2 separate regions of the Homo sapiens genome follow, and region 1 is linked to region 2. A link is an interaction called in ENCODE POLR2A ChIA-PET data of the cell type or tissue named here. Cell type or tissue: B cell. All regions are shown on one strand. Links, peaks and the distances in the headings refer to the core of each region. The heading gives the core; the rest is flanking DNA.

Region 1 (11,843 bases), core at 3,653-7,652, 80 kb before region 2:
TCTAGCTTGGTTTATCCAAGTCTGGTTCTCTGGCCCTCTGAGAGATCTGTGAACTAAATAGTATCTTTTAATCCCTTTTTGCTTCAACCAGCCCAGTCACAGCCAGCTACATAATTTGTGGAGCCCAGAGCAAAATGAAAACGTAAGGCCTCTTGTTCCAACACAGGGGAAAATGTGCTATTATCTGTATTAAAATATAAAGCTTTTTCTTTGTTCTGTCGTCGCTCTCTCCACTTGTCATAGTGTTTTTAAATTTGCTTTTTAATGTCATTCTATGAGAAGAAAAATTAAATTTTTTAATTCTTAGGATGAATTTTACCATTCATCTTTATATTGTGTAATGCCGTTTTAAAATGCAAATATAAGAGCATTTCAATTGTATGTGGAATCACCAAAATTATACAATTCATAGCTTGTAAATGCATATGTATTTTGTGCTATCAGAGCAGTGTAAACTCTGCACAAAACAAAACTATTTTTGTTTTCCTTCTTGATATGCACACATTCTACCAACATTCTCCATCTTCTGCTTACTGATGAGTAAGGAAGGATGAAAGGAAAGGGAGTGCTGAGTTGCCCTACTTTCCCTTTCATTCTTTGTCATCATTTTTTGTGTAAATGGTTGGCTAATAGTGGTAAGTAACACATGAGTAAGGAAGGATGTGATGTAATCACTTGTGTTTCTTAAAGATGCTGTTGCCTTCTTTCTGCACCTGAAGCAAGTTCGGATTTGAATGAAAAGTGTAGCCTCTTGGAACTGTCTATGCCTCCACTAACTCAGTCATAGATGTTACATGCTTGTTTTGTATTAACTTTGTTACTCTCTTGAGTTCCTGCACCTCATAGGTCCACCAGAATCCTTTGTCATGAGGCATCATGGAGACCATATGCAAATAGAACGGCAAGGAAGAAAGGATACATACCTCTGCTTGCATATTATGCTCTGCTATACCACTGGACTTACAAAACAGATAGTCAAACATAAAAGTATTACAATTTTCAAGACAGTGACTACAGAGCATTAAACCAAGCACTGGGCCCTGTGTGACTATACTTGTCGCATGTTCATGAAGTTGATGGCTCTGAGCGCTTGGGTTTCTCAAATGGGGCTTCTGGCATTTTTGGTGAAACAGTTTTTCATTGTGCAGGACATTTAACATCCCTGGCCCCCATGCACTACATGCCACTGTAACAATAAAAAATTCCCCATGTATTTCTAAATGTCCCCAAAGAGGAGTTGCTGCTCTCCACTAAACTCCTAGAGTGACCTCCACTGTGTACAGCTATGAACCATGAGCACTACAGAGTTGAGTTAAAAAGGATTTCAAATTCTCATATCCCGGAAAGCAGAATTATGATGACTTTTTTCGTATTGTCAAATAAATAATACCACCTACATTGATGATGAAACAAATATTTGAGATAACAATTTAAAGGTGGTTAGTGGGTTCTATGTGTCACATGTAAATGGTAGTTGACTCCAGATAGATGGCAATTTCTGATAGTTTAAAAAAAAAAAGAAAAGAGCAGAGCACCACAGAAAAGCAAAGAGAACCATCTTACCTTCATTATCTTCATCAGGTAGCCCCCAGGAAAAACTAAGAAAGTTGTCATAATAAGATATGCTACTCTTATTACATTGGATTTGGAATTTAGTTTTATCATATCTATTTTTTTTTAAGGTATAGTTCTTCATTTAAGAATATTAACTGTCAGGGCCAGGCACAGTGGCTCAACTCTGTAATCACAGCACTTTGGGAGACCAATGCGGGAGGATTGCCTGAGCCCAGGAGTTCGAGACCAGGCTGGGCAACGTGGCAAAAATCCATCTCTACCAGAAATACAAAAATTAGCTGGGTGCGATGGTGCATGCCTGTAGTCCCAGCTACTTGGGGGCTGAGGTGGAAGGATAGCTTGAGCTTGGGGAGGTCAAGGCTGCAGTGAGCCTTGAGCCTCATGAGCATAGGATTCTGGTGGACCTATGAGGTGCGAGAACTCAAAAGAGTAATAAAGTTAATATAAGACAAACGTACATCTATGACTGAGTTAGTGGAGTCATAGTGTTGCCACTGTACTGCAGCCTGGGCAACAGAGTGAGACCCTGTCTCAAAAAAAAAAAAAAAATCATTTCATCAAAAGTGAATTCATTAAAAAAGTGTACCAAGAATACATTCATTGGCCAGGCACGATGGCTCACACCTGTAATCCCAGCACTTTGGGAGGCAGAGGTGGGAGGATTGCTTGAGCCCAGGAGTTTAAGACCAGCCTAGGCAACATGGTGAAACCCTGTGGGACTGAGAGGCTGCTTGGTTGAGAGGTGGGAGGATCACTTGAGCCCGAGAGGTCAAGGTTGCCGCACCACTGCACTCCAGCCTGGGTGGTAGAGCAAGATCATGTCTCAAAAAAAAAAAAAAAAAAAGAATACATTCATTAAATATATTGAGGTGAATATTCTCTAAAACAAGTATTTGGTAAATATAGCAAACTGATTCGTTGGCAAATTACCTTTTAGCAAATTGGACTGCTTTCCATCCCTATTAGGGATATTATAAGGATTAAATGAAGTATTGCCAAAAATACTTAGCACAATCTGAATACACTTTAGCTGTAATCCCCCCCGCCAACATTCATACTTCAAGTCCTGCCTATTCTTTCTCCTGAATATTCCCCATTTTTGTCCACAGAATCATTGTCCTTTTGTAGCCTTTCACTAGCTTTAGGTATACTATTGCAGTAGTCACTTGATTGGTCTCTTGGCTTATTCCCCACTAATTTTATTTTCTACTGTACTGCAAGGGTGATCTGTGTACCACATAAATTTTAAGTTATCGTCTATGTCAAATTATCATCTATTGCCATAAAAACAGTGTTTATGGCATACCAACTTCATGATTTGGCCTAGATAGATATTCGGCTTCATACCTTTTCACCTTTTCCATTTATCTTCTAGCACCTCTGAGGTATTATAGCTTCGTAAACATGCCATTCTTTTTGAAAAACTATCAAATCTCTGTGCATTTGCCTTTCTAACTGGCATAGTACATTTTCCCTTCTTGCCTCCTGGCAAAATTCTTATTTATCTTTCAAGTTTTAGCTCAAATGCCACTTCCTTGTAAAGGTTTCCCTGATTTCCTCAAACAGATTTAGGTGTTATTTCTAGCCTTCCACTTCTCTTTGTATGTGCTTCTATTATAATGCTTATATTATTGTAGTTGTTTGTTAGTCTGTCAGTTTAATAGACTGTTATCTTCTTGAAGGAGCAGACCATATCTTTTCATCTTTTATATACTAGATCCAAGTATAATGCCTAGAATATAAGTTATCAACATTTATTGAATTAAAAAAATTTAAAAATCTGTTTACAACTCTCTCTACTGCCTGCCCAACACCCCTCCGTTACATATCAGTAAGCTAAGGTCCAAAGAAATAAAGCTGTTTAGTGGGAACTCATGCCTCCAAACTCTAGATTTATTACTTTTACTCCTATACTTAGAGAATCTTCTGAGCTGCGGCTATGTAAGTAGTCATTTCTATGGTAAGAAAGACTGTCTTGTCACTGTTTTTTCATTCATCTTTAAGGAGAAGGTAGAAGGGCATAGTGATTTGACAAGAGTGGCAGTATTTTCTTTCTTATTCAATCATTTAGATACTTTGTTTTCTAGTAAATTTGGTAGAGTTCAAGCTAAATTTTTTTTTTTTTTTTTTTTTTTTTTTAGAAATTATTTTAATAGAGATGAGGTCTCACTATATTGCCCAAGCTGGTCTCGAACTCCTGGGCTCAAGCGATCTTCCTGCCTCAGCCTCCCAAAGTGCTGAGATAACAGGTATGAGCCACCATGCCCTGCGAAATTATTCTTTTTGAGACAGAGTGAGACTCTGTCACCCAGGCTGGGGTGCAGTGACCCAATCTCAACTCACTGCAGTCTTGACTTCCCAGGCTCAAGCAATCCTCCCACCTCAGCCTCCTGAGTAGCTGGGACTACAGGCGTGCACCTCTACACCCAGCTATTTTTCATATTTTTTTGGAGACAGGGTTTCACTATATTGCCCAGGCTGGTCTCGAACTCCTGAGCTCAAGTGATCTGCCTGCCTTGGCCTCCCAAAGTGCTGGGATTACAGGTGTGAGCCATGGCGCCCAGCCTCAAGCTAAATTATTCTTTGTGTCATCCCTTTTCTTTCCTTCACTTTCAGATAACTCAGTTTTCTTAACTACTGTAGGGCAAATGTCTGAGTCATTTAGTTCAGTGTTCCTCAACCAGGGGTGATTTTTGCCGCCCTAGGGGACATTTGGCAAAATATCTGGAGGCATTTTTGATTATCACATCTTACAATGCATAGGGCAGCCCCTGCAGCGCAAAGAATTATCAGGTCCAAAGTGTCAATAGTGCAGGTGTTGAAAAACCCTGGCCTAGTTTAAAGTAAATTTGTACCCAGCCCTTCATCCAGTCTCTTGCCTTTATGAAACCATGATGGAAAAGAAACTCATTCCCTTTCAGAGGCATTTGGAAGGCCTAAGTAAGTACGGCAAACTTTGGAGTCAATTGCATCAACCATACAAAGTCCCAAAAGGCTTTATATGCAGGTTTCTGCAATTTCTCCATAGAACCTTCCTGGGTACAAGGTAGGCACATAAATATTTGTTGCCTAAATGAATAATAATAAAATAATTCTTGGCTAAAAGACATATTTTATTTCTTTCTCTTTAAACCAAAGTCAGATTTATCATGTGGTGAGAGATGAATTTCCTGAACAGAGATCTCTCTATTCATTTTAACCAATTAATTTACTCAGTTACTCAGAGAAGCAAAACTTTTCTGAAACAACTTCCACTTCCATAAGTTAGCAGTAATAGTCTTAAGGAAGGAATTGATAGCCTATAAATTAAAGATGATGTTTGAGGAACAAGAAATAAAAGAAACTTTCAGAATAGAGTAATATTAGAACTGATGCCTGAGCTTTCCAGGACCCTCATTTAAATTACATATCCAGAATTGATATTGGAGCATTTCCAATGGATTATATTATAGATAGGCAGGAGGAGACCAAACACACATAGAGTAAGGATAGATAAAATTCCCAATTTAAATAATTAAGATGCAAAATCTCAGAAGCTAGGTATCTATTTGGATCAACATATCTCAGGGTAGTTTCCCCTGGCCCCAAAGTTTATTGCATTTTAATATTCACAGTGTAAATCACATTCCAGAAAAACTCCCACTAAAAAGCTTTTTACTGAGACTGGGCAGGGTGGCTCATGCCTGTAATCCCAGTACTTTGGAAGACCAAGGTGAGATTATTGCTTGAGCCCAGAAGTTTGAGACCAGCTTGGGCAACATAGTGAGACCTTGTCGCTACAAAAAATTAACAATTAGCCAGGCGTGGTGATGTATGCCTGTAGTCCCACTTACTCAGGAGGCTGAGGCAGGAGGATCACTGGAGCCTAGGAAGTTGAAGCTGCAGTGAGCCATGATCACCACTGCACTCCAGCCTGGGTCACAGAGCAAGACCCTGTCTCAAAAAACACACACACAGAAAACTTTGTTATTGACACTGGATTCTCCTAGATTTTGCTTTATTTTACATCCTCATTCCAGAGGCCAGAAAAGACTACTTATTCTCAGATGTGTAAATATAGATAAGTCCTTCTGTTTCTTCATTTTCTCAATAAAATGTATTTTTCCAATTTTAAAAGTTTTTAAATGCATAGCATGGAAAACATGGAGGACAATAAAGAAAAATATAGAACATTCAGTCTCACCCAGTGGAAGTCATGATTAACATTCTAGTCCATTCTGTTTCTAGAAAATTTTTCTGTAAATATATTACATAGAGAAAATAATGTCCTAGTTTTTTCACTTTGCATCATAACAAGCATTTTCCATGTAAATTAAAACTCTTCATATACATTGTTTTAATGGCTGCAAAATATGCTGTGTTGTGGACATATGATAATTTACCTAACCATTTTCCCACTGTTGGCCAACAACAGAATGGTTCAAATTTTACATTATCTTGTATATCACACTGAGCATTTTTAGGCTGAAAATTTTGCTCCATTTTGGATCCTATCCTGAATTTTTCAAGGAACTTACTTTCTAGTTCACTATTTGATATCACCAGTTCTTGGTACATACCATGTTCTTTCTACACAGAAGAGAGAATTGCATGTGATACTCATTCTGCCTGGTTTGCTCTTCCTTTCCCTGTCTCTTTTTGCCAAGTTAACCCACTCTTTTCTTTCTTAAAGATTTCAGTAAGTAGGAGTAGAGACCTTCCTGTGTCAGTACTTAGTCAAAATATAAAATTGGAATAGGAAGAAGATTTTTTAATAGAGGTTTTTTTGTTGTTTGCTTTTTTTACTTGAAGTTCCGGGATACATGTGCAGAATGTGCAGGTTTGTTACTTAGGTATACATGTGCCATGGTGGTTTGCTGCACCTATCAACCCATCATCTAGCTTTTAAGCCCCGCATGCATTAGGTATTTGTCCTAATGCTCTCCCTCCCCTTGTCCCCCACCCCCCAACAGGCCCCGGTGTGTGTTGTTCCCCTCCTTGTGTCCATGTGTTTTCGTTGTTAATAGAGGTTTCAAAGATTATAATTACACCAGCTTAACTGTTATCTCTTCACTCAGTCACCTATTTATTTAATTTAATTAATTTATTTATTTATTTATTTATTTATTTATTTTTGAGACAGAGTCTCACTCTGTCACCCAGGCTAGAGTGCAGTTGCACATTCTTGGCTCACTGCAACCTCTGCCTCCCGAGTTCAAGCGATTCTCCTGCCTCAGCCTCCCAGATAGCTGGGATTACAGGTGCCCGCCACCACACCCAGCTAATTTTTGTATTTTTAGTAGAGACGGGGTTTCACCATGTTTGGCCAGTGTAGTCTCAAATTCCTGACCTCAGGTGATCTGCCCGCCTCGGCCTCCCAAAGTGCTGGGATTACAGGCACGAGCCACCATGCCTGGCCCAGTCGCCTATATTAAACATGCATTTTATTGCTCAATTCTAAGCTTTTTGTATTATTTTAACTTTTTATTAACTCACTGATATTTATAAAATTCTATGTTAAACGATGTGGTTGATTTTTTTTTTTTAAGAGTAAGACATGGTCCTGGACTCCAGTATTATGTAATTGACCAATAAACTGTAAGTTTCTTGACATTAGGAATCATATTCTACATTTCCTTTTTTCTTTTAAGACAGGGTCTTGCTTTGTTGCCCAGGCTGGAGTGCGGTGGTGCAATCACACTTCACTGCAGCCTTGACCTCCTGGGCCTAAGCGATCCTCTCACCTCAGCCTCCTAAGTAACCGGGGCCACAGACGTGCGCTACTGCTCCTGGCGAATTTTTTTTTTTTTTTTTTTTTTTTTTTTTTTTTTTGAGAATGATTCTTGCTCTGTCACCCAGGCTGGAGTGCAGTGGTGCGATCTTGGCTCACTGCAAGCTCTGCCTCCCGGGTTCACACCATTCTCCTGCCTCAGCCTCCTGAGTAGCTGGGACTATGGGCTCCTGCCACCAGTTTTTTTATTTTTGTAGAGATGGAGTCTCCCAATGTTGCCCAGGCTGGTCTTAAACTCCTAGGCTCAAGGGATCCTCCCAGCTGGGCCTCCCAAAGTGCTGGGATGATAGGCATGAACCACCATTCCCAGCCCATTTCCTTTTTCCCTTTGCACAGTACCAGATATATGGTTGGTACTGCAGAAATAATTTCCCCCTGCCCTCTACATTGATCATTTGATGACCAAATAGTGTCCGTCTAGCCACTTATTTATGATTTGTACAAAACATTCCGCTTTCTGAGGTAGACAGTGATATTCTGAAGCCATCAGTAAGAGTAATTTTCAGTTTGTTGAAAGTGAACATTCTTTGTGTAAAGGTCAGCCTGTCAGGAAATAGCATGCTACTCTGTTCTTTTAAGATTATTTTTAAAACCTTTGAATATGTGTGTTTTTACACTTTAAAAAAAAAAAAGTAGTGAGAAACTATACCTAGTGGTCTCACCAGATGTTTTCAAATCAGAACTGGGGCAATCTAGTTGTAATTTATTTTCACAAATTTATGAGAATAAGAGCTGATATTTTTCTTGCTTGAATTAGCAGGTAATTTCATTCTCCATTCCTCTTTAGTGGGGAAAATCTAGCCTTTGGATGAAAATGTGAACCAGAGGTTCTTGCCAAGTCTGCAAAGCAGTATAAAGATTAGTTTTATGAATGAAGGAAAACACTACTCATTTTTCTTAGGAGGCTGCTTACTTCTGCATTTGTATAACATGTTTTTAGACTGAAAGCTCATAGAGAAAAGAGAAGGATCCTCATTCTAGAATATCTGCTCCCCTGTACTTAGCATATTCATAGTCTTTCAAGACTTAATTTATTAAAGATGTTAAAGACTTTGACACTTGGCTTACAGTCTTTCTCCTTCACCTGAATTCCTGCCCTCATCCTGAGTAAATTCATCACCCAAGTAGACAGCCCATCTAATACTGTTGGGAAGGGAAGGTTATACCGTGTTATGGATTAATCTCTACCTTATGCCAAAGTATGGTGTTATAATTCTCCTTTGCATACCCAAAATTAACAATAGGCTGAATCATTTGATTATCATTCCCTTTGACTCTAACATAGCTTTTATCCTTTCCTGTTTTGCTTTACAGTTTTGGGTCTAGTTCATCTGATAAGGTACATTTCTAATATTTTTTAAAATTAATATTTATTCAATCAAAAAGAGCATGTCTTAGACATCATGGGATGAAATGATAACTGAAGGAAAATAACTCCTAAAAATAGTCACCCTATTTAAAGAGGCTTTTGTAAATCAAAGTAGTCTCTAGTTGTAATTCAGGGCCAGAGGTCTTAGGCCCAGGTCCCTTGAGTTTTTTCATTCTTGAGTTTCCCAGCTTCTCCCTTCTGCTCTCAAAGATTGTCTAAAAACATACCCCTTTTTTCCCCTGTAGTAGCAGGGAAAACAGCACTATTCGGGTGGGGAATAGTGATGGGGCTTATTGGTATATATAGGTCATTTATTGAATAATAGTAGAGCATTCTGGTGTTTAAACTCTGCAGCCCAATTTCCCTACTTACCTGCTCCATAACTTGGGCAAATTACTTTCTGTGCCTCATTTTTCCTGTCTGTAATAAACAGATAATAATAGTAGTACCTACCTCTTAGTGTTGTTGTGAAGATTGAATTACATATATTAAATGAGTTAACACCTTAGACTGCTAAGCACTCAATAACAGTAAGCTATTCACAATTTAGAGGCAGCTTCTCCATTTCCTAAAATATACTTATTCATCAAGAAGAATGATGTAATAGTGAAAGGTAGGAGTTTTAAAAATTCCGTTGATTGGATGTAAAAAGTAGATTCTTAGAATTTCAAATAACCCAAGAAATTATTTATACCATTGGTTCTTAACCAGTAATATGCATCAGAATCATTTATGAGACGTTGTAAAGATACATTTATCTAGGCCCTTTCTTCTCATATCTACCAAGTCAGAATGCCCACAGGCAATTCCAGTGCAGTCTTCCTGTCAAGACCATTGAAATAATCCAAGTCTTTAGATTTTATAATGAAGAAATTGAGACTCAGAGAAAGTAAATGACTTGCCTAAGACCCCATAGAGTAAGTGAGATCCAGGTTACCTACCTCCTTGGTAAGCGATCTTCCTATTCTTCTGTGTTGCCACCAAATATATTAACTTTTAAAGAACCTAATATGAGAACTTATCCTTCTGTCAGTTATATCAGGAAGAATAATATAGGCTTTAAAACTTACTTCATTCAGCATTTAAATCAAAATAACAAAATTCCGGCCAGGTATGGTGGCTTACATCTGTAATCTCAGCACTTTGGGAGGCTGAGGTGGGAGAATCCCTTGAAGCCAGGAGTTTGAGACCAGCCTGGACAACATAGTGAGACTCTATCTCCATAAATAATAATAAAAAAACTAGCCAGGTGTGGTGGTGTGCACCTGTGGTCCCAGCTACTGGGGAGGCTGAGGTGGAAGGATTGCTTGAGCCCAGGAGATCAAGGCTGCAGTGAGCCATGATCACACCGCTGCACTCCAGCCTGGGAAACAGAGTGAGATCGTGTCAAAAAAAAATTTTTTTTTAATTTTTACAATTTATTCAGAGGACTATTGCACCTGTACAGAAGAACTTAAAGTGAATTTTGCTGTCTTTTTCATGAGGACATTAGTCTTTGCCACAATGCTTACTACTAATGAGTACAAGAAAACGCTGTGTGGGACAGAGTTGCTCGATCCAACCTCACAGATTGACAGGCAAACAAATGTTTTATAGGGCAAGGTAGCTGTTGGAATTAAACTTTTTAGGATTTTTGATAACAGAATATGTACTTCTCATAATTAGGGTTTTTTAAACATTTTTAAGGATTTTTAAACTTTTATAAAATCTCAGAATTTTCTAGTCTGTGAACAGTTCATGTAGAAAAATCAGTGGTTATTATGTACACTGTTATTGCAGCTTCGCTGAAAGATTAAAAATCTAAAAAATACAGTAAAAATAAGTTCTGAGTTTTTGTATTGATGTTGGGTGCTGTGATGTTATCTCTTTTAAAATGTGTTTTTCTTTTTCCATAATATAAAGGAATCAAAAAATACAACTTGTATGTGAACTTGTGCAAATGTGTGAAACAAATTAAGGTGACAGGGCAGAAGCAACAAAATGAAGCTCAAATGAAATCCACCTCTCAAAGCAGGTTCTATTTAATTTCTCTATATTTGCTATTATAAATTTTTTATTTTCATATATGTGTTTCTTTGCTAGAGATGATAATTGGATGCCAACCTAACTTCCAATTTTTAGGTGATTATTTTACCAACAAACCACTCACCTTGATGAGTGCACTGCATGGCCCCCGCTCCAAAGTCCACCATTCAGATCCTCATCAATATGTTATGACGACTGTTGCCTTTACTGTGTCTCTGCCTGATTCCATACCCTTTGCTCTACATTTCATCTCAGGTTCTGTCTTTTGGACCTTTTCACTTGATGCTTGTTCCTGGCATTTGAATCTCCATTCAACCTGATGATCTTTGATTTAGACTCACCATCCAGTTCCAAGCTGCCAGGATTTATTACCCTCTGATTTCAGCAGCTCAGAAATCCCTGGCACAGTCACAGGCTGGCTACCTCAAGGGACCAGCCCCAAACACTAGTGCTGTATTATAAACATCCATTTATTCATCTTTTTAACAGATTTTACTTATTGCCCACTATGTATAAGGCACTACAGAAGTTTCTGGGGATATAGAAGATTAGTGGCAGAAAGCTCTTAAGTCTCTTAAAATCTGGTAGGACAAATAATACAACTACATAATTATAATTTAAGATAGTATGTGTTCAACTACTAGAAGTTATATATACGAACAGGACAGTAATTAACAAAAGCTTCAAATAGATCCTTAAGTAATTAAGGAGCATAGGGTACGAGGATACGTTACCAATAACCTAGAGTGGTAGGTCACTGACAGGTGGCATCTTAACTAGATTTTGACGGTAAGATAGGGGAGACATCATGGAAGACAGATACTACAAAAACTGGAACCAACAAGAACAGGAAAAATGTTATGTTAAACCTTATTTATCCAGACTGACAGTGTAATGAGGAGTGGAAGAAAGCTTAGAAAAATTGGTTAGAACCAAGTTCTGGAAGGCTTTGAATGGTGAAGAGTTTAGAGTTGGCGAGCATGTATTGGACAGTCAGAAGGTTTTGAGCAGGAAATGAAATGATAATTGGCTTGATTTAGCAGTGGTATGTAGGAAGGATTTGGTGGTGAGGTGATATGCAGGCAGAGACTGTAAGCTAGTAAT
Region 2 (11,843 bases), core at 3,549-7,548:
TTTAATGATATCAATGCCTCGGATTCTATCCTCAAATATGTCAATCTGCAAAAAAAAAGATGTGGGAGTTGGCCCTTAATGAGAGGTTCTCTCAAGATGCAGAGCAGAAGAAAACACAATACTATATACATTTAAAGCTCCAAAACTTAACTAATGCTTTTTGCAAGAAGGAGCACATAGGTCTAAAAAACAAAATATAATTTTCTGAAAATATTCCCTATTTCAACATTAGTAGGCATTTAAGTAGTTAATGTTATGTCCATAATTAGGATATTGTGATACACATCAAAATATATCTATGGCTACACAATAATCAGGTTTTTAAAAATCTGAGGGACACGGTATACCACTAAGTTGGATATAAGCCAGCAATATACATATATTATATATCTGTAATTTAGACATTTGAAAGGCAAACATAATTCTGGAACATTTTAATGGATGTGTGGCATACAAGTAACTGAGATACAATTGTGGTGCTTTACTTGCATTAGTGAGGTCATTATTATGGTATTATGTACAGTTTCAATCTATATGTTTCAAAAGGATTGTATGAAACTTGGAGCAGAGCCAAGGAACAGTCACAAAAACAATTACTGAAACGGTAGGGAAGAGGTTTATGATGAAAGTCAGAAGTAGAACTCTTAGGCCTTGAAAAGACTGATATTTACTATCAGCATTCAAGTTTTTGAAGGGATATTTTAAAAGGAGAAAGATCAGTTATTTTTTATTTTATAAGAAACCAAATAAGAAGGCCCTTCTTGGGCTCAGGCTTATACTGCAGAGTGTGTGTGTGTGTGTGTGTGTGTGTGTGTGTGTGTGTGTGTGTGTGTGTGTGTGTGTACGTGCACGTGTGTGTTTACGAGATGCTCTTGATGGGAAGAGGGATTATATACTGGAATGGGTGACTCAGGGAGAGTGTCCCTGGGGAGGGGTTACGTGATTCAGCTGCACTGCTCCCAGATTACTTGTCCTAAATGTCATTCCAGGCCAGGCACGATGGCTCATGCCTATAATCCCAGCACTTGGGAGGCCGTGGCAGGCAGATCACTTGAAAAGCCATCCATGATCCATCCATGATCCAGCCTCGCCATCCATGATCCAGCCTCGCCTCTCTTTTCCTCACATATCCTGTCTACTTTACTCCCCACATTGGAGTCCCCTGTACCCTAAAGGCACAGCACAAACCCCCCTGCTCTGTGAATCCTTCCCACATGCCAATCTCCTCCTCTTCCTCACTTCACCTAACTCTACCCCATTGTGACCACTAATGATACTGGACAATTAACACGTATGATAACATTCTTTTATTCAGGACATGTTTCATTTATGTCTGCTGTGTCTCTTCAACCTGATGCTAAGCCTCCTACGGAAAGAGACCATGCCCTGTGTATACCGAACTATCACATACATAGAGTACAGAGTTCAGAATATGTGTCTTTACATGAAAAATGGAATGGCTGTTATTTTGGTTTAGATGACTCCTGTTTTCAAATGTGTGATGGCCAACGACTACTCTTGAGAACGCTTTTGTAGCTTTCTGAGACTGTGTCACTAATCCATTGCTATTATATGGGAGAGAAGCAATATAGTGTCAGGGTTGAGAAGAAACGGACAGCTTGGGTTCTGTCTTGGCTTTGCCACTTCCCACCTGCATGACTTTGGAAATGTTACTAAAACTCTCTAAATCTTATCTTCACTTGTAATATGTAGTTAATAAACTGACTTCCTACGGTGGTTGTGAGAACTAAAATGAGTTAACATGGAAAAGGCCTATCATAATGCCAGGCAGGAAATAAGCACTCAGTAAATGGTGATAATTGGCCGGGCGTGGTGGCTCACGCCTGTAATCCCAGCACTTTGGGAGGCTGAGGGGGGCAGATCACTTGAGGTTAGGAGTGTGAGACCAGCCTGGCAAACATGGTGAAAACCCGTCTCTACTAAAAATACAAAAAAAAATTAGCTGAGCTTGGTGGCAGGTGCCTGTAATCCCAGTTACTCAGGAGGCTCAGGCAGGAAAATTGCTTGAGCCTGGGAGGCAGAGGTTGCAGTGAGCCGAGATCGTGCCACTGCACCCTAGCCTGGGCAACAGAGCAAGACCCCGTCTCAAAAAAAATTAAATAAATAAAAAATAGTGATTATTGTTATTATCCAAGCACTCTAAATTATTCCCAGCTACTGTAGTGGACATCCTGGGTGGTGCAATGAGCTGGATATCTTCCATTTGTTTCTCCAAGTCTCTCCCAAAGTCCATAGCTCCTGTTATGATCATTCCTCCACACAGCTACTATTATGGGCTGAATTGTGTTCCCAAAATTCCTATGTTGAAGCCCTATCTCCCTACCCTACCTCAGAATGTGACTGTATTTGGAGACAGGACCTTTAAAGAAGTAATTAGGATAAAAAGAGGTGATATGTATGGGCCCTAATCCAACAGAACTGGTGTCCATAGAAGACGAGATTAGAACACAGACGTGTCCACACAGAGGAGAGACCATGTGAGGACAGAAGGAGAAGACAGCCTCAGGATGAAATGAACCCTGCTGAAACCTTGATCTTGGACTTCCAGACTCCAGAACTGTGAGAAAATAAATTTCTACGCTTAAGCCACCCAATCGGTAGTACTTTATAGGAATCCTAGCAAACTAATATAGCCATCCTCTTCATCTTCCAGTAAGAATTCCTTCTTTGACTCTTTAGACCTAGGGGCAGTAACAACTCCCTGCTTTTGCTAGTGCCAGAATACTGCACTATCCCCAATAAAATTGGACTCTCTAAAACCTACCCAAAGCTTTGTAATAGGCCCCTTATTACACTCTCCTTAAATTACTCATTAAGTGTTTCATTCCACTAAGGGGATCTAGATGTGTCAATAATAACTTAGCTGTCCAGGACCGGGCTCTGTGATTTCTACCACAAGTCTTCATAGAGATGAGGGTCAGGGACAGATTTAAATTCTGCCTATGTGGCCCCTGGTTGTGAAGATAAACAAACAAAACCTAAGCTCTCCTCCAGGGGCAATCAGTATGTGTCTTTGGAAATGACAAAAAGTAAGATCTTTTCTGAAATGCTGGCCTTATGTCTTAGTATTTATTTATATTACAGACCTGGTCTTGTTATATTGCCCAGGCTGGCCTCCAACTCCTGGGCTCAAGTGATCCTCCCACCTCTGCCTCCCAAGTAGCTGGGACTACAGGCACGCACCACCACACCCAGTGTAATTTGATTTTATGTCACAGTTGCCACAGTGCTTTCTTTTTTTCTTTTTTTTGGAGACAGAGTCTTGCTCTGTTGCCCAGGCTGGATTGGAGTGCAGTGGTGTGATGCCGGCTTACTACAACTTCCACCTCCCAGGTTCAAGCAATTCTTGTGCCTCAGCCTCCCAAGTAGCTGGGACTACAGGCGCACACCACCATGCCAACTTTTTTTTCTTTTTTTTTTTTTTTGAGACAGAGCCTTGCTCTGTCACCCAGGCTGGAGTGCAGTGGCGAGATCTCGGCTCACTGCAACCTTCACCTCCAGGGTTCAAGCAATTCTCCTGCCTCAGCCTCCCAAGTAGCTGGGACTACAGAAATGTGCCACCACACTCGGCTAATTTTTTTGTATTTTTTGTAGAGATAGGGTTTCACTATGTTGTCCAGGCTGGTCTTGAACTCCTGACCTCAGGTGATCTGCCCGCCTCAGCCTTACAGAGTGCTGGTATTACAGGTGTGAGCCACTGCGCCTGGCCATAGTTTGTATTTTAGTCGTGATGGGGTTTCCCCATGTTGCCTAGGCTCGTCCCGAACTCCTGAGCTCAGGCAATTTGTCTGCCTTGGCCTCCCAAAGTGCTAGGATTACAGGCATGAGCCACCACGCCTGGCTGCTATAGTGCTTTCTTATACCAGAAATGAGAAAGGGAAATATTAGTCTCTATATAATTATGGAGTTGGATTGTATAAGTTGTATGCATTTTTTAAAAAAGAACTTTCATTTTCATTTTTTAGAAAATTGTCTTGGCCGAGTGCAGTGACTCACACCTGTAATCCCAGCACTTTGGGAGGCCAAGGTTGGCAGATCATGAGGTCAGGAGTTCGAGACCAGCCTGGCCAACATAGTGAAACCCCATCTCTACTAAAAATACACACACAAAAAAATTAGCTGGGCATGGTGGTGGGCACCTGTAATCCTAGCTACTTGAGAGGCTGAACCTAGGAGGCAGAGGTTGCAGTGAGCCAAGATCACACCACTGCACACCAGCCCAGGCAACAGTTCTAGACTCTGTCTCAAAAAAAAAAAAAAAATTATCTTATAGAATAAAGAAAGCTTCAAATAAAAACTCCTGTTAAACAATACTAAATAACTTTTAAAATTGATATTTAGTTACTAAGTATCCCTCTTTACCCATAGACATTTATATTCATAGATATTTCCCTTAATTTTTCACCACTCTCTAGAATTCACTAGAAAAGGCCTAGAAGAGGGCTCTGGAAAGGAAAAGAAGTTATCTCAGTGTTTGAGGAAAGCCAGTCCCCTGAGTAGCATCATGTGGTACTTTATTTATCATAGAGAAAAATTTACATGGCTTTAAGCTGTACTGTGTCAAGGGACTGCAGGGGGACAGGGGCAGTGTGTGTTTCCTGAGATTTCTGGAGCCAAGATCACAGTGGGCTTGCAGGGCTGGGTGAGGTCAGCCTCCCCTGGAACTGGATTAGACCAGCCCCAAACCTGGCCAGTATCACCCATCCAGAAGCATCACTGCGTCAAGGTATGAAAATGGCAGCTGTGCGCAATGGGGGATTCAGGCTGCAGGATTCTACTTCAAACCTCATAACCCAGTGCAGAACAAAAGGTCCTTGTTAAATAAGCAGGTGACCATGGTGAAGCCTGCAGCTTCCTGCATCATGGGAAACTCAGACAAAGTGGGCATGATTGGTGAGAAAGGACAAAGGTACAAAGTGCAGCAAGAGCCCGGCGTTTCCTTCAGGCCAGGGGCCGCTGCATATGTGGTCAGCATTAGCACTGATCTTGCTGTTCAGAGGTACTTGGGGTCACTCAAACAGCATACAGGAAAAAAATGCTGGAGACTTCAGATAGCTTAAAATCTAGAAAATTATTACCTAAATCTATAAGCATTCAATGCATAATCACATAAATCAAATAATATCATTTAAAACACCAACAGCTATTACACTTTTTCTTCTGCTGCTTTTCTCTCCATTGTACTCACTATAACTGTTCAGTTATCTATTTGGACAAAATACTTACTGCAGTTTGGAAGCCATTTACCAACAAAAAGTTCACGAATTTCACCACCTCCATAGCTGTGTCCATCGAATAAGTGATAAAGACTTTCCCTAAGAGAAAATTTTTACATTTATTAGAAACTGATCAAATTATTCTATTGTAAACAAACTTCTAAATTATATGCAATATCTTTTGTCCTTCTAGAATAATAAGAGGAAACCTTGGGCTTGGGGTGCTCTAAGAGCTTATGCCTACGTTGTATGCTGTCCTCAGGGCACAGCTCCTCAGGCCCAAAATGCCAGTGGGTCTGTCCAAGGGAGTGCAGACTGCTCAGCGTGAATGGAAATCAGAGCGACAGAGGAGAGCACTGGCAGGCTCAGACAAGCCTAAGGAAATCCACCACCCAGAATCCGCGAGCCCTTAAGATCAGGCATGACTAGTTTCTTAGAGACACTTGGCACTGTGCCCAAGGAATACTCTCCCAGCAGGCAAAGAAGCTAAAACTTGCTAAGGGACCACCCAGCAGTGTCTTCTTTTGATCTCCTGATGCTCTCTGCTGCCCTGAAATCTCGCTCTTCTGACAATAGCAAGTGGGAGGAGAGTGAGAAACTGGTTCCCCGCTCCCTTCTTCCCCGCAATCCACTCACTTTTGCAGAAAGGCCAGCAAGTTTGGAGTAGACCAAAGCACAGCTCAGATATGTTAGTAAAAAAACACTTCAGCAGCTTGAAGAAGAGACACTGCCTCTGGGCAGTCCAACATCACAGACTCCATCACTCATCCCTGGGTCAGCTTAGAGCAGCAGACAGTACAGTTTGGATAAGCTTTACCCAGTCAGGATGAACCAGTGTTTTCTCAGGCTAAAGTCTTGGGGAAATTGTCTGACTAGCATTTTAATGTGAAAGCTGAATAATTACTTTGTGTTGGCTTTTAGTCTGGAATGGACCACTTAAATCTCAGGAAGCCCTTGGGGCAGAAGATGGAGAAGAAAGGGGGGCTGGAGAGAAAATACGAGTCTGTATCTACACTGAGGTTTTTTGAAACACACCTCCCAAATGGAAGTGTGTATAATGGTCATATTAACTCACTTAAGCAGCCAGATATATAGATGGCACTCAATTTTCTTCTGAACACCTAACATTCACCCAATTGTTACGTATTTGAGGACTTCCTTTATAGATTATGGTAAGATATATATGATCTATAGATTGATATCAGGACTATAATGTATGTGGGGCAGCATCTGTTCTCCAGAAATGCTCAAAATTAAAATGATTAAGATCTTAAGAAAGTGTTCAGAAATAAAATGTTTTGAATGAAAACAGCAATGAATCATTGTCATAGAGAGCTTTCAGAGTTGTCAATGACTAAACAGCACAGATCCCCCAAAAGGAATTAGCAGATGCAAAAGGCTTTGTTTCAGGTTTGGTTCAAAGAGGTTCCCAGATTTGGAAAATGCATATTAGAATTACCTGAGCTTCTCTAGCAAGCACATCATATAATAATTTCACAAGTAGTGGCTGTTTTCTTAAGATTTCTGGAAATTACTGTCCTGACTGACCTTAATATGAGAACATTTTGGTGATATTTCAACATTTCTGGTTCTGGCAGCAAAATGTGGAAAAAGAATCATCACCTTACGCTTAGTTGAATGTTTCTTTAAATAAAAGGCTTAGTTTGCATTTGGTTGTGATGCAGTATGGAGAATGTGAGACCGTTTTTTCCAAACAAGATTGCTCATTCCTACAGGAAATGACCTCATTCTTGATGGCTGCTGCTAACTTATGGTGAGATGCTGGGTCCCTGCCCAATACCACATGGACATCCAATCAATTTACCCAGGGACAAGTCCACTCAAGAGCATCATTTAGAAGAGGGAAAAGGCACTGGGGTTATTTGTTTTTGGAGTATGTGCTTAAGGAAATCTAGAGGTAAGCAGTTTTTGAGTGTTACTAGTGGTGTCAGAATCACTAAAAACATTCATACAAAATGCTGGTTACTTTTTAAGCAAAAAGCAAAAAAGTGCATTTTATTTTACTGTGTACATGAGAAATAGCTGAGGTTATGAGGCCAGGTACAGTGGCTCACGCCTGTAATCCTAGCACTTTGGGAGGCCAAGGCGGGTGGATCACTCGAATCCAGCAGTTTGAGACCAGCCTGGGCAACATGGCAAAACCCCGTCTCTAGTAAAAGTATAAGCAAATTAGCTGGTTGTGGTGGTATGCACCTGTAACCCCAGCTATTTGGGAGGCTGAGGTGGGAGAATCACCTGACCCCAGGAGGTTGAGGCTGCAGTTAGCCATGATCACACCACCGCACTCCCGCCTAGGCAACAGGAGTGAGACCCTGTCTTAAAAAAAAGGAAAATCTTCGAGATTAGGGACGAGTGATCATCCAGCCATCACAAAGTATAAGACCTCACAAGAAGAAGGAGTGGCCGGGTGCGGTGGCTCACATCTGTAATCCCAGCACTGTGGGAGGCCGAGGCAGGTGGATCACGAGGTGAAGAGATCGAGACCATCCTGGCCAACATGGGGAAACCCCGTCTCTACTAAAAATACAAAAAATTAGCTGGGTGTGGTAGTGGGCACCTGTAGTCCCAGCTACTCGGGAGGCTGAGGCAGGAGAATGGGGTGAACCTGGGAGGCGGAGCTTGCAGTGAGCTGAGATCGCACCACTGCACTCCAGCCTGGGCAACAGAGCGAGACTCCGTCTCAAAAAAAAAAAAAAAAAAAAAGAGGAAGGAGAGAACAATGTTGCAAACAACTTACGCAATTCTTCTGGCAAATTGCTTGTTTTTAGAGTTCCTCTGGCTGGAGGGTTGCTAGGGGGTCTAGGCACAGCAGCTGGGGACGGAGGCTGGGGAACCTGTGGTCTCAGCTCTGCAGGGCACTCCAAGGACTCCCCAGGAGCACCAGCTCTATTAGGTGGCTGGTGATGTGGCTGGTCCCTAGAAAGGAATACATTTACAGTCAATTTTCATTCTTTACAAAGGCAAACCTTCAGGGACAGAAAGACTTTTAGAACTATGGGAAGATCCCAGTGGGCTCTCTCTCCTCTGCCTCTATTTCTTAACTGAGACAGAAGGAAGAGGGGAGCTCCATGGAGTTGTAGTCAATAAGCGTTTCAGCTGGCTGCCACATGTGAGGGCCTGTGCTCTGACTCCAAAGAGGGAAGCAGGATTTGATTTCTCTATTCAAGATTTGTTTAATTGGAAAAACAAGTCTCATGCACAGGGCAGACAAGGTCACCAACAAAACAAAGTAGTATGACAGGTGACACAGATGGTTGATGTTATAGGCATTCAGATAAAAAGACATGACTTTTAGCTCATAATAGGTAACATTTAATTATGTATCAAAAGGTAAAGAGGGCCATGTAGATTTAGAAGTATTTGTACTGTTGACATATAAATGGAAATCTGATTTTGAAGACCCTTTAAAGAAGTTGCTACCATATTAGATAGCATCTTTATTATTTTCGTTGCCAGTATTCCCACGAGCATTCTGCTGAGATGAACAATCAGATGACCTCGTGTGAGATTTGGAGGAGAGAAGGAAATGGAGAGCATGCGTCTGCCGCTTCTGTGGTTTCTGTCGGTAAGCACAGTGATGAGGTGCTGAGTTTTCCCCAGAAGGCCTCCCAGTGTCCTATTACCAGCTTCACAAGCGTCGAGGGCAGGGCATGGGCATCTATTGTTCACCAGTGGAGATCTATCTGGCACAGAACCGATCCAACCATTGCAGTGGTCACAGCGGTGTTGGCTTTCTGATTCTCAACCTTCCTGACCGCCAGAGGAGACAGCCTCTTTGGTGGCCCTGTTCTGTGGTATTGTGCTAACCGGTGGTGGGACTAAAACTGTCTCTATAATGTTTTATTTCTTAAAAAAAAATTCTGAAGCAAATGTGACAATATGTTAACATTCTTAAAATCTGGGTAGTGGGAACATGGATGTTGTTATTTGTGGTGTGTTTGAAATTGTGTCATATTATAAATTTTAAAAAAATGTTTTGACTACAAAATCTCTATGTATATGCCCAGTTTTTGTAGATTGTTGCTTACGCTTTTCATATTTTTACCCAAGGAGTAATCAGGAATTCTAAAAGTCTTATGTAACAGGATTTAAAATAAAATTACACAGAATCTCAACTGTACTATATTTTGAAAATATGAATGATTAAGATTATTTTTTATATTTTTATTAATATAGAGAAAATAATTTCTATAAAATATGCTTTCAGCTAATGGGGGATCCCATTCCATATTTTTTTCTTTTTCTTTTTTTTTTTTATTTCTCCAAGAAAAACTCATTCCAGTTCTTTTGCATTAAATTCTCTTATACCAAAAAAATTGTTTCAAAAGTTGCTTAGTTGTTATAGAAGATGATTGCTTATATGATAAAGAAATGTTAAGGCCTTGATAATATTCAAAAGCTTCTGTATAAAAACAATACCATGGAAATTAATGACAGAGTAAACTTTCTGAATTAAAGTTCTCTTTCAAACTATGAGTAAGAGGAGAATTAGCTGGCTTCTTTTTTCTTTTTTTTGAGGCAGGGTCTTGCTCTGTCACCCAGGCTCAATCACAGCTCACTGCAGCCTTGACCTCCTGGGCTCAGGTGATTTTCCCACCTTAGCCTCCTGAGTAGCTGGGACCACAGGCATGAGCCACCACACCTGGCTAATTTTTGTATTATTTTGGTAGAGATGGGATTTCGCCATGTTGCCCAAGCTGGTCACAAACTTCCTGCCTTGGCCTCCCAAAGTGCTGGGATTACAGGCATGAGCCACTATGCCCAACCTCAGTTGGATGGGTTTGTGTGTATGTGTGTGTGTGTTTTGTTTGTTTTTTAGTTTTTGAGACAGAGTCTCACTCTGTCACCCAGGCTGGAGTGCAGTGGCACAATCACGGCTCACTGCAGCCATGACCTCTTGTGCTCAGGCAGTTCTCCTGCCTCAGCCTCCTTAGTAGCTGGAACCACAGGTATGTGCCACCACACCCGGCTAATTTTTGTATTTTTTTGTAGAGATGGGTTTTCGCTATGTTGCCCAGGCTGGTCTCAAATTCCTGGGCTCAAACAATCCACCCACCTCTGCCTCCCAAAGTGCTGGGATTACAGGTGTGAGCCACCAAGCCCAGCCTAGCTCCTCTACCTGAACTTATTTTTCATTATCCTAAAGTGATAAAATAGATCAAGAAGATCAGAACAGGCTTAAATTGATGCTATAAAACCAATTACTCTGTATTATCTTTGCAACTCTTTTGTAAGTCTAAAATTGTTTGAAAATAAAAGTTTATTTTAAAAATTACTATTCTCTTTCCTATTCAACACAAAACTTATTTCATAAAGATGCTTACATTTTGTTTATTTCCCTGGAATTTTAGATATTTCTTCTGTTAGAGTGCCTATCCTGCTATAAAATCACATTTTACCTAATTCCATTGTTTAAACTCCATGTATTTATGGTTTAGAAAAATAAGGGATCTGGCCCAGCACGGTGGCTAACACCCGTAATCCCAGCACTTTGGGAGGCTGATGTGGGTGGATCACTTGAGGCCAGGAGTTTGAAACCAGCCTGGGCAACAAAGTGAGACCCCTTCTCTGCAAAAAATAAAAAAATTAGCTGGGTGTGGTAGCGGGCGTCTGTAGTTCCAGCTACTCTTGGGAGGCTGAGGTTGGAAGATGGCTTGAGTGCAGGAGGCGAAGGTTTCAGTGAGTCGAGATCTCGCCACTGCACTCCACCCTAAGTGACAGAGTCAGATCCTGTCCCAAAAGAAAGAGAGAAAAAAAGAGATCTGTCTTGAAAGAAAATATGAGGGTTTGTGGGCTTCTGAGCAAAAGAGAAAGCAGGCATGTGCCTCTTCACCATTGTTAATAAAGTGGGCTTTTTTTCTTTCCATGAAATGTTCAAACTAATTACCGCTTTCTGTATTTCTGAAAAATCCACTCTAATAGGAACTTCATATTTTACTCTATGCTGTAAAAACAGAATCTAGTTTTACAGTGGTATATAAAAGTTGCTTTTGAGCAAAAGTAAACATTTAATCTACTTTCTTCCAAATATTGTCATAAATGAGGAAGCTCCATTTACATGAGTTTTACCTATATATTTTAGATCCATAAATTAAGAGAAAAGGAAAGTCCAAAGAGAATAAGGGAAAAAAAATGATTAAAGAGGCAGGGCACAGTGGCTCATGCCTGCAATCCCAGCACTTTGGGAGGCCGAGGCGGGCAGATCACAAGGTCATGAGTTCGAGACTAGCCTGGCCTATATGGTGAAACCCCGTGTCTACTAAAAATACAAAAATTAGCTAGACGTGATGGCGCGCAGCTACCCAGGAGGCTAAGGCAGGAGAATAGCTTGAACCCAGGAGGCGGAGGTTGCAGTGAGCCAAGATCATACCACTGCACTCCAGCCTGGACGACAGAGCAAGGCTCCATCTCAAAAAAAAAAAAAAAAAAAAAAAAGATTGAAGAGTTAGACAACTGAAGTCATGAAAATACGGAGTTAAGCATAGGAGAGACCTAATAATGGTACTCAACATGTATGAATGTTTTTATTACAAAAGAAAATAATAGGCCAGGCACAGTGGCTCATGCCTGTAATACCAGCACTTT

The links. Peaks named below come from ENCODE experiments on the same cell type or tissue, not always from the same donor. Only the 100,000 strongest peaks of a DNase experiment are listed, where the experiment ranks them.
Region 1: POLR2A ChIA-PET joins it to region 2 with 8 read pairs; 16 of 35 experiments call an interaction of 5 or more read pairs at or near these places.

What each region holds. Positions count from the first base shown.
Region 1 is chr6:111,487,252-111,499,094 of GRCh38, forward strand. It overlaps TRAF3IP2-AS1 and the pseudogene LOC107986520. Among named protein-coding and RNA genes, the nearest start is that of REV3L, 10 kb to the left of the region's middle. RefSeq lists enhancers at 769-868, 879-928. In B cell, for the core only: no CTCF peak of the experiment used is centred there; no DNase peak of the experiment used is centred there.
Region 2 is chr6:111,567,648-111,579,490 of GRCh38, forward strand. It overlaps TRAF3IP2 (TRAF3 interacting protein 2), which reads right to left. Exons shown (of 9, transcript NM_147686.4): 4 at 7,996-8,174; 5 at 5,248-5,336; 6 at 1-45. It also overlaps TRAF3IP2-AS1. Among named protein-coding and RNA genes, the nearest start is that of TRAF3IP2, 32 kb to the right of the region's middle. In B cell, for the core only: no CTCF peak of the experiment used is centred there; a DNase peak (open chromatin) is centred at 7,542; H3K27ac peaks cover 1,508 bases.